Linked DNA regions of Homo sapiens: region 1 is linked to region 2. A link is a loop called in an ENCODE intact Hi-C map of the cell type or tissue named here. Cell type or tissue: endothelial cell of umbilical vein. All regions are shown on one strand.

What was found. Peaks named below come from ENCODE experiments on the same cell type or tissue, not always from the same donor. Only the 100,000 strongest peaks of a DNase experiment are listed, where the experiment ranks them.
Region 1: it touches region 2 in a loop (3-fold over the local background); 1 of 110 quality-filtered maps calls a loop at or near these places.

The regions. Positions count from the first base shown.
Region 1 is chr3:174,090,009-174,092,508 of GRCh38, forward strand. The region is part of intron 4 of NLGN1 (neuroligin 1); the gene reads left to right. Among named protein-coding and RNA genes, the nearest start is that of NLGN1-AS1, 170 kb to the left of the region's middle. In endothelial cell of umbilical vein, a CTCF peak has its summit at 1,009; a DNase peak (open chromatin) is centred at 793.
Region 2 is chr3:173,731,970-173,734,469 of GRCh38, forward strand. All of the region lies in intron 3 of NLGN1 (neuroligin 1), which reads left to right. The region is part of intron 1 of LOC105374225 (a long non-coding RNA gene); the gene reads right to left. Among named protein-coding and RNA genes, the nearest start is that of NLGN1-AS1, 190 kb to the right of the region's middle. In endothelial cell of umbilical vein, a CTCF peak has its summit at 1,251 (motif pointing right); a DNase peak (open chromatin) is centred at 1,252; H3K27ac peaks cover 383 bases.

The sequences.
Region 1 (2,500 bases), 360 kb after region 2:
AAAGGCAGTTCTATAATGAAATTTATCTTAATGAAAAGCAAGCCTTTATTTATTGAACTGCCTTATTAAAAAATGTAATCACTTTTTCTGTATGTGAACCAGCAAAGTGTTCTGTTTACCTAATGTAAATTATTTTGTGTTAGAATTTTAAATAGAAAAAAGAAAGAAAAAGAGACTAAGGTCCGGGCGAGGTGGCTCACACCTGTAATCCTTGCACTTTGGAAAGCTGAGGCGGGCAGATCACTTGAGGTCAAGAGTTCAAAACCAGCCTGGCCAACATGATGAAATCTCGTCTCTATTAAAAATACAAAAAAAATAGCCTGGCGTGGTGGCAGGTGCCTGTAATCCCACATACTTGGGGTGCTGAGGCAGGAGAGTCGCTTGAACCTGGGAGGTGGAGTTTGCAGTGAGCTGAGATCGCACCACTGCACTCTAGCCTGGGGGACAGAGCGAGACTCTGTCTCAAAAAAAGAAAAAAGAAAAAGAGACTAAGACAGTAATTGTTTATTGCTCCAGAAAGTCCCACCCGCAAAGATATTTCAAGGGAGAAAGAATGCTTGGACAAGTTCATACACTGAGAAGGTTGGTCATTTGAGAACCAAATTGAAAGGAATTGTCTAACCAAACCAGTAAAACTCAGGTTGAATATAGAGACACATAAAGATCAAAACCCCAAGAGAAATGGCAATATTTGTACGTGACGGAAGGTGAAATTTAAGAAAACAATGATTTTTTTTTTTTTCAGAATGTTATGGCAATCTTCCAGAAAGCCACAGATGATTCAGCCCCTTGCTACTCGAAGTGTGGTTCTCAGACCAGCAGTATAAACATCATCAGGGAGATTCTTAGAAATGCTGGCGTCAGGCTTCATTCTGGCACATCCAGGGGATTCTTATTCCTTCTAAACTAAGAGTAGTAATTTTTGCCTTCAAAGATACTTGCCATCCCCACTGGATTTTAACAATTGTAAATAACATTGTGACATTGATGCATTGCTAGACCATCAGTTCTTGCAGCTGAAGAAGTACAGTGCTGCAGCCAGGAGGCAGGATTTCTCTTTTTCAGACAGCTCTGACCTTCCCAGGGCAGTGATTGATTTTAGATGACCAGGTGCCTGAAGAAAATTAACCTGGAGTTGTAAAATCAAGATGAAATTTGAGTTAATCTCTAATCAGTCTGACGAATGATTCAAGGGCTTCAACATTGGTCATCTCCAGTGAAACCTTTTAAAACAGCTATTTGTGTTTATAGCTTTCTCTTATAACCATCAGGCGGTTTCTATATTTATTCAAAAATTATAGAATGCATTCTACTCTGAGTTTTTAAAAATTTCTCTAAGTGATTTATGCTGACTTAACACCTGTTGAAAACAAATGCCTTTCAGTTACTTAAAAGAAAAACTCAAATTAATAATAGGCTTGCCTTCAAACTTTGCCTGTGGCACAAATATTTTCTTTAACTAATGTACTATAGTATTTAGTCAGGGACCATGCTGCTTCCAAAATAGATCCAGAACTATTGTTTGTTCATTCACAACAAATTAACGAAGAGGTCATGCTGCAGCTACCATGATTTTTAATCCAAAAATACTGTTTTTAAACATAGGTTGATGAATCATTTATTTTCCTTCTCAGGAACCAAATACATATTTTTGTTACAGTGACTGGTTTTATAAAAGTAATATATAAAGTTTAGGGTATTTTATTTTTGCATTTAAGATACTGTAAAACTTAAATCCTACCTAGTTACAAGTTAAATAAATGGTTATGTTTAAAAGATAATTTCTAATTCATTAATTACTAATTAGTGGCTCCGCTGCCTCTTCCTGCCATGTAGGCTTTGATTATTTTACTACTGTTATAAGCCTCCCCAAACATGGCCAAGTCCCAAAGGGAAGAGCAATCAATCAAATCTATTTTAAGAGTACTGTACTAAGGAAGTTTTGGAGTAAATGAATTTTAAAAATAAATCTCTGACCCTCTCCCAGCTTATAATCTTTCAACATATAAAGATAAATATGTCCAAATTACTATTACAAATAAAAGTGCATAGAATATAAATATGTATGAAGAGATAAATAAAAGGAATATGTTTGTGCAAAGCATTCCTCTTAGCCCATGAATATGTGCTATAAAATGGAGTTGCACTGAGAAGGCACCAGAAACAGATGACTCTTCAGAGCTTGTAAGACGGTACTGAACTGGTGAATGGAAGGAGGAAATTATGAGCTGGGGAGAGACACATAAGCTAAACCAGGGGAAAGAAGACATGTAGAGGAAAATATCCAAGTATGATAGAAAATAAAGAATAATTTCACCAAAAATGGGGAACAGGTACTGTAGGTATAGGCATAAGATTGGGAGTCATTTTAACAATGTCAGGGAAAATTTTGTGGAAGATGAAATGAGGATTTTGGCAAAAAAGTTTTCATTTCTTCATATATGCTCTAAGAGCTATGTTTGCTTCCTGTTAAAAACACTTGTCACAACAATTTGCCATT
Region 2 (2,500 bases):
TATATTTTTATTAAGAAAAGTACAAACTAAATTGTTGTTTACAATTATTTTCAAACATACCTCTAATATACCAGTGGTTAGGATAGTATTTTAAGGTAGTTAAGATAAAATATTATCTCTCATTTAAATTGCTTAAACCCCCTTCACTAGGACCTTAAATGCCCCAGTAGGACATCTTAGCATAACTAGATGTTTTCCATCTTTTAATTACTATGACTAATTTTTTACAGCTGAGTTACAAAACCTTGAAAATAATGAATATGGTGACACATTCTTAATTATAATGGTGCAAACAGCACCACTCTGATACAGTGTGAGGCTTACATTGAAAAGGAATTTCCCTGGAATTGAAGCTCCTCTGATTGCTTTCCACATCACGTTTTAAACAAACACTGTGATGCTTTAGCCATGACTTGGTTGCCTAGGATACACAGTTAATGTAGCCCTAAGATGCTGCTACTAGTTAGGCTTTGAGGCCGTGTCTGTAAGTGCTGCACATAGCTGCTTTTAATACATTAGAAACATTTATGTAACAGGGACACTTTGCGGCTGGGTTCGGGGTGGGTAGTTGCAGTTTCATTCATGAGATAACCAGCTGTATATTTCAGTAGTTACAGTGAAAATAGTTATTTTTATTTTAGTTTAGGTTAGTTTTTCTGTGAAAGAGGCAAAAAGTGACGGTTTTTTAAACAAATGCAAAATTGATTCAGTGACCTAATTCTAAGACACATTCTCAAAGAATTAAATTTTCATTGTTGAAGAACTGGAAAAGGTAACTAGCTAAATTACAGTGAGTCATTTCTACAAGCCTCTTCATTTGATAGTGACTTTTATTAGTAGATGTTTATTTAGTCTGTGTGGTAAAACATATCAGTTTATTTTTATTAAGATATTTGAAAGTTTCATGTATTATAAAATTATTATGATAATAAAAATAAACATTAGCAAGATAATGTTTGTAACAGTAGTTAATGAGAGTATTGGTGATGAACCACAGAAATATATACAAATATGGTATGTACAGATTATACCTTTTATATCAAAAATTATCTTTCAATTTTTATAACAGTACATTTTTAATGTTTTTGGTTTAAATACGAGATGGAAATATAAAGCTGGTTATACATTTTAGCAAAACAACTTAAATCTGGTTTTAAAAATCAGTAGTCTTCTTGCTTCATTCCTATGAAAACTTGAATTGTCTTCTTGGCTGATTGGAGTTGTTGAGTGAGTGGGAAGATCCAATTTGAACCAGCAGGTGGTGCTTGAGTTATAAATGCATTTAGAATAGATATTTTTTTGAAAATCTTGCAAAACTTTCAGGAATGGTTGTTCTTATTTTCTATTTTATAGGGGTAATTACATTTTAGAAGGAAAATCTCATTTAGAGCTTCTGAATTATCACTGGAATTGATAAGCTTAATGCCTTTTCATTCCTTCTCTCTTTCCCTTTCCCTTTTCTCTAATCATTGTTCCCTTTTCTGCAGTAGCTTTCAGCAGCTGTACTGTCAGGGAGGAAGGATACACTCTTTTCTCCACAACAGAGGGCCTGGGTGGTGAAAGTGGAAGATACTGTTCCAGGAGAGCTTCAGGCATATTGCCTGCAAGTGTACCACTTTTTCTCCTGGGTAAGATTCAAGGAGGTTCCTAACTTCACCTTGAAATCTTGGTGCATGTTTATGACACCACTTTTCAAGTTCACTCTTCTGTATATAAACCATTTTTGCTGTGTATTAGAATGCAGCTCTCTTAATAGTGACTAATTTATTCAGTCTTCAAAAATGCATATGGTCCCAAAGGTAATAAAATTATGGCCTTTGACATTTGTCACGGGGGAGGAACACTGTTTGTGTAAAAATTCCTGCAAAAAAGCATTGTCCATACCACCAAATTCAACAAGAAAATAAAAACATTGTTTGATGGATAGTGCATTTTCAGTTTAGATGTACTAAATCTAGTGAATGAGCATAAAACCTAAATGACTAGGTTTTATGTCATTTGACATATCAAATGACAAAAGATATAATATTACCGGTTATCTAGTGTTACTTCTTTCTGTGAGCACATCAAGTAGACTTTGCGGTTATATTTTAATTATTAAATACTAAAGCTAATGAAAGTCCTGGATGTCTGCTATTCCTGCAGAAATAATCAGAAAGCATCTTATAATTACATTTTTTCATTTTAGGAAATTCCTTTATTGGTTTTGTTAATAACATTTGGTTTTATAATATTGATGGCTTTAGAATTATGATCATGTTAAGGCCTTAGAGCCTAATTTATTTGGCTGATCACATTTCTGACATTTTAGTTCAAGATAATAAACACTGTATATTCCTAAAGTGACATGCATGTTGTGTTTTCAGTCTATTGAGAATTATATCAGATAATTAGATTCTGTGGATAATTCTATTTTTTTTTTTTTTTTTTTTTTTTTTTTTTTTAGAAACAGGGTTTCACCCTGTGGCCCAGGCTGAAGTGCAGTGGCTCAATCATAGCT